Linked DNA regions of Homo sapiens: region 1 is linked to region 2. The links are chromatin contacts, found by Hi-C or POLR2A ChIA-PET in ENCODE. All regions are on one chromosome and are shown on one strand. Each heading gives the region's core, a stretch centred on a gene start or an enhancer-like site at or near the end of the contact. The rest is flanking DNA. Distances are from core to core; before and after follow the strand shown. Region 1 overlaps LOC105370982 (a long non-coding RNA gene). Region 2 has its middle 79 kb from the start of CHASERR.

The links. A loop is a pair of places that touch in the nucleus more often than their neighbours do. ChIA-PET counts read pairs that join two places held with the same protein, here RNA polymerase II (POLR2A). Pooled maps may share reads with other maps.
Region 1: a map of gastrocnemius medialis shows a loop between it and region 2 (6-fold over the local background). The contact joins two enhancer-like sites. A Hi-C loop is called at or near these places in 1 of 168 maps with a recorded cell type or tissue (gastrocnemius medialis) and 1 of 50 pooled maps. POLR2A ChIA-PET finds 5 or more read pairs at or near these places in 2 of 52 experiments (Caco-2 and H1).

The regions. Positions count from the first base shown.
Region 1 is chr15:93,216,135-93,218,834 of GRCh38, forward strand. All of the region lies in intron 1 of LOC105370982 (a long non-coding RNA gene), which reads left to right. Among named protein-coding and RNA genes, the nearest start is that of RGMA, 130 kb to the left of the region's middle. Within about 2 kb of position 1,368, at least 4 of the 41 ENCODE cell types and tissues checked have a DNase peak (open chromatin) inside an H3K27ac peak, as active enhancers do; they include gastrocnemius medialis, where a contact is called at or near this core.
Region 2 is chr15:92,802,557-92,805,256 of GRCh38, forward strand. No RefSeq gene overlaps it. Among named protein-coding and RNA genes, the nearest start is that of CHASERR, 79 kb to the right of the region's middle. RefSeq lists an enhancer at 1,886-1,935. Within about 2 kb of position 1,340, at least 34 of the 41 ENCODE cell types and tissues checked have a DNase peak (open chromatin) inside an H3K27ac peak, as active enhancers do; they include gastrocnemius medialis, where a contact is called at or near this core.

The DNA of each region.
Region 1 (2,700 bases), core at 118-2,617, 410 kb after region 2:
CTCAGATCTGAGAGAATTCTTCTGGTGGTCCAATAATCTGTGTGGAGCTCGCGCCAGGAGCCTGGAAGCTGGCCTCCGTACCCCGACCCCTGCCCCGCCTTAACTCTCCCATTTCATCAGCTATTGTCCAGTTGATTCTACTTAGCAAAGGTCCCTGGAATTATCCAAATGCCTGTCACCCCCACTGCTACTCCTCTAGTTCAGGCCACCATTACCTCTCACTAGATTGGTCCCCTCACCCTCCACTAACCTTGCTTGCATTCAATCTAATTTCCACAAGATACATGGCGTAAGCTTTCTAGAGCCCACCTCAGCTCCTAGCATTACCCCCTTGAACTTCTTCAGGGGTTGCTTACATGCTTGCAAATTCCCAACATGATATGTGTGGACCTTCACAATTTGGCTTCTTCCTGATTTTATATGTCTTGACAACCTGTTTCCCCCTCATTCCCCTCACCCTCTCAGACCCCTAATATGCTCCAACCATTTTGAACTACTTTCAGCCAATTCCTGGCTGGGGGATCTTGGGGAAGTCAATCAACCTTCCTGTACCTCAGTTTCTTCATTTGTAAAGTGAAGATGGTAGCAGCACCTGCATGGGTTGTTGAGGATAAAATAGGTTCATATATGCCCAGTGCTTTTAGCAGAGCCTGGCACTGATTCTGCCACCTCCTCGTGCCTCTTTGTATGCAGAAACTTTGTACCTGGAACTTCCTCCCACTTCCTTCGGCTTGCTTTTGTAGCGTGGTGGTCACCACTTCTGTAGAATGAGCCGCAGGCCATGTTGCATCGTAATCGTCTGCATTTCATTCTGTCCACGCACCACACTAGAAGCTCTTTGAGAGTAGGGACTGTTTCTCCGTTGCCTTGACACACCATAGTCAATCAATATTTGCTGATATAAAGAAAAAAAAACAGCTCACAAGGAGAGACTACGCCAAATTCCAGGTAGTTGCCTGTAGACCCTGGGAAGGTAATATTTCTTTTCATAAATGCACAAATGGTTATTCTTTTTTAATGAACCAAAAGAAAAACAAATTCAGCAGGTTGGCATTTGGCAAAAGCCATTTCAACATCTAAAGATATTTCTTGTTCTGGAACTCAGAACGACTTTGCACTTCCAAATGTCATTTGCAAGGTTGCTGGACTGATTAGGTTTGCTCTTAGCCCCTTCCCTGCCCATTTCCTGCCTTGGCTGGTGTTCCTTGAATGGTTCGGCATTCCAACTTGGCCTGAGATGCCAAGGCTCCCTGCTCTGCATTTAGCCTGCATTTCTCCTGGGTCCTGAGGGAAGCTGGGAAATGCACTCTGCATTTTTATCTCATGTGGTTGGGACACAGGGTGGTGTCCCAGGGAGGAGGCACTTTCTTTTGCCCTGGGCCAGCTGTGGTGGCATTTGACATGGCTGAAGGATTCTGTCACTCCAGTTGGCCATGGCTCATTAAAATGCCTGGGCTTGCTGGGAATTGTATTTCCAAATCTGTGCTTCTCATAGGGCCATGGAAACAGATTAGGGTGTGTCTTTCCCAATGTGTCTGATTTGTCCATGGTCACATGAGGTGGAGAGGGGAGGAGGGTGTGTAGTGCAGAGAGGTGCTTTGCAAAAGTTTGCACCTGCTGTTTCCTTCCGAAAGTGTGCAATCTCTTACCCCTCCCCATCCTGTAGAAATTTCTTAAAAAAAAGCACCACATTTTGTCATTTTTGCATGTTATATGTTATAAAAATTGACTGTAAGATTTTTTAAACACCCAGCTAATAAGTGATGCATACTGTTTCATTTACTTTAATTATGTAAAAGAAGCATGATTTGTCAACAGGTACATCACAAATTATATAATTCATCAGACTTGGTTGAGAAAAACAATCTTAAAACATAGATGGAAGTTTAATTATGTATTAGCATTGAAAATAGGCAAAACCTGTCCTTGTGACCTAATATTGGGAATTCTTGCATTTTGCACTTAAAAATCAACTGGATAATTGGTGTGAATTTTTTTTTCTTTTTTTTCTTTTTGAGACAGAGTCTTGCTGTGTCGCCGGGCTGGAATGCAGTGGCGCGATCTCGGCTCACTGCAACCTCTGCTTCCCAGGTTCAAATGCTTCTCCTTCCTCAGCCTCCTGAGTAGCTGGGACTACAGGCACGCGTCACCACGCCCATCTAATTTTTGTATTTTTAGTAGAGACAGGGTTTCACCATGTTGGCCAGAGTGGTCTCAATTTCTTGACTTTATGATCCGCTCACCTCAGCCTCCCAAAGTGCTGGGATTACAGGCATGAGCCACTGCGCCCGGCCAGTTGGTATGAATTTTTAGTTACATTCTTAAGTATTGAAGAAAAAGAGCGATTTAGGCTACTTGCCATCATTTCTTCAAAGTATTCCATTGCAAGAGTAGATAGCTTAATTTCTAGTAAAGAAAGAAACAAATTGGATATAATTCTCATAGTTTTCTCACATTAATGTGGCTTCTGAAATGTTGGAGACAGCTTGACGGGCCACTAAGGTAAATGAAATTCAGAGATTAAGCTCAAAAAATCTAGGAATAACATTCTCCAAGGTAGTTTTCAACATTTCTGCCAAGAAATAGGAAATTAGACTGTGAACTGGAAGAAGATCTTTGGAAAAATAATTTGACGCTATAGTCAAAAGTCAAAATAGCTTAGCTAAAGTCAAAATTAGGCATAACCTTTGATCCAGCAGT
Region 2 (2,700 bases), core at 90-2,589:
GCAGAAATTCTCTGGTGTGTGTAGACAAGCCTTCCTCTGCCTCCCTCTTAGGAAGATACATGTGATAACACTTAAGGCCCACCCTGATCATCCAAAATCATCTCCCCATCTCAAGATATTTTTTTTTTTTTGAGATGGAGTCTCGCTCTGTTTCCCAGGCTGGAGTGCAGTGGCGCAGTCTTGGCTCACTGCATCCTCCGCCTCCCGGGCTCAAGTGATTCTCCTGCCTCAGCCTCCTAAGTAGCTGGGACCACAGGCATGTGCCACCATGCCCGGCTAATTTTTGAATTTTTAGTAGAGGTGGGGTTTCACCATGTTGGCCAGGCTGGTCTTGAACTCCTGACTTCAAGTGATCCACCTGCCTCGGCCTCCCAAAGTGCTGGGATTACAGGCGTGAGCCATCGTGCCCGGCATCAAGATCCTTAAATTAAGCTGGGCGTAGTGAGCCGAGATCATGTCACTGCACTTCAGCCTGGGCTACAAAGCAAGACTCCATCTCAAAATAAAATAAAATAAAATAATTTTTTTTTTTTTGAGACGGAGTTTCGCTCTTGCTGCCCAGGCTGGAGTGCTATGGCACGATCCTGGCTCACCACAACCTCCGCCTCCTGGGTTCTAGTGATTCTCCTGCCTCAGCCTTCCAAGTAGCTGGGATTACAGGCATGAGCCACCACACCCGGCTAACTTTGTTGTATTTTTAGTAGAGACAAGGTTTCTCCATGCTGGTCAGGCTGGTCTCGAACTCCCAGCCTCAGGTGATCTGCCCACCTCGGCCTCTCAAAGTGCTGGGATTACAGGTGTGAGCCACCACACCCTAAAATAAAATTGTTTTAAAAGTAAGATCTTTAACTTACACACCTGCACATTTGCAAAGCCCTAGTTGTTGGGGTTTTGTTTTTTTGTTTTTTTTTTTCTTTGAGACAGAGTCTCACTGGGATTGCAGGTGTGAGCCACCTTGCCCTGCCTGTGTTTTGGTTTTTGTTGTTTTTGCCAGATAAAGTAACATTCAGTTTCCACATATTGGGATATCACTGGGAGACCATTATTCAGCCCACCACACACATCCCCAAATCTACCAGGTTAAATGGAGGTAGATTTTTAAGCTTCCCAAGTAGCTGGGACTACAGGCATGCACCACTATGTCTGGCTAATTATTTTTATTTTTTATACAGTTGGGGTCTTGCTACATTGCCCAGGCTGGTCTTGAACTTCTAGGCTCAAGCAAACCTCCTGCCTCTGCCTTCCAAAGTGCTGGGATTACCGGTATGAGTCACCACACTGAGCAAGGGAGAAGAATTTTAAGAGTCCCTATAATAACTCCACACCTCTCTAAAAACCGCACTGCTCGCCCCTCCCCACTCCCACAGGTTTTGGAGTTTCTGACTCCTGAAAGAGAATGAGTCACAGACAGTTCCCGTCAGAAAAGACTATGTCCCTCCCACCTCTCATTTAGTTCCCGTTTGTTTAGGATTCAAGTGTCTTGGGCAGTTAGATAGCTCCCCAGCCTACCCAGTTTCCCTCTTGCCTCCCCTCTACTACCCCCAGAAATGCTTGTGCAATATTGGACTGACTCACCCAGAAATAACTCATGACTCTCCTTTGTTTACAGTTTAAGAGACTAGGGTGTTGAAATATCTCAGCAAAGGCCACTGAGGGACTCTTCAGTCCAGGGACAATGAAACACTGGACAACCTGGGAGGAGTTAGGTACATTCTCTGGCCTTCTCTCAGAGGGGCTTTTGCTGTGTTGTAACAGGCAGTGGAGTGTTGGTAAATATTTAACAAGGCATCTCCAAGGGGAAAAGCCTTAATATGTAGTGTTTACCTATTCCTGTGGTGTAAATACCCCTGCTATGGCCAGTTTCAAGCTACCAACATGATGTCATTGAAACCAAAGTTGGAAAGAAAAGTGCATCATCATTCTGAGCAGCTGACTCCAACACGCCACTGTAGCTCCACTGACCTAAGGGAAAACTGTCAGTCTTCACTCCATAAGGATGTACAGGCCCAGGGGCTGGACAATGTAGCTCTTGGAAGATCACAATAGAGTCAGTTTCCTAATTTCAGGGACCAACTGTTACTGCTAAGAATAAATGGGAGGCCAGGTGCAGTGGCTCACACCTGTAATCCAAGCACTTTGGGAGGCCGAGGCAGGTAGATCACCTGAGGTCAGAGTTCGAGACCAGCCTGACCAACAGAGTGAAACCTCGTCTCTACTAAAAATACAAAAATTAGCCAGGCTTGGTGGCGTGCACCTGTAATCCCAGCTACTCAGGAGGCTGAGGCAGGAGAATCACTTGAACCCAGGAGGCAGAGGTTGCAGTGAGCCGAAATCACACCACTGCACTCCAGCATGGGCAACAGACCAAGACTCTGTCTCAAAAAAAAAAAAAAAAGAACAAATGTGTAAAATAGTCACAGATCTTTACAATCCCATCCAGCGATGAGGTTCTAGGTACAAAACAAACATTAACATCTTTCTCCTCTGGAATCGCTTGAACCAAGGAGACAGAGGTTGCAGTGAGCCAAGATCGTGCCACTGCACTCCAGCCTGGGAATCAGAGTAAGACTCCGCCTCAGGAAAAAAAGAAAAAGAAATCTTTTTCCTCTGAACTCTCATCAAACTTCTATTTCTACATCTCTTTTGATTTTTTTTATTTATCTAACAATGACTGTGCCAAGCAATATTCCAAATAAGGTA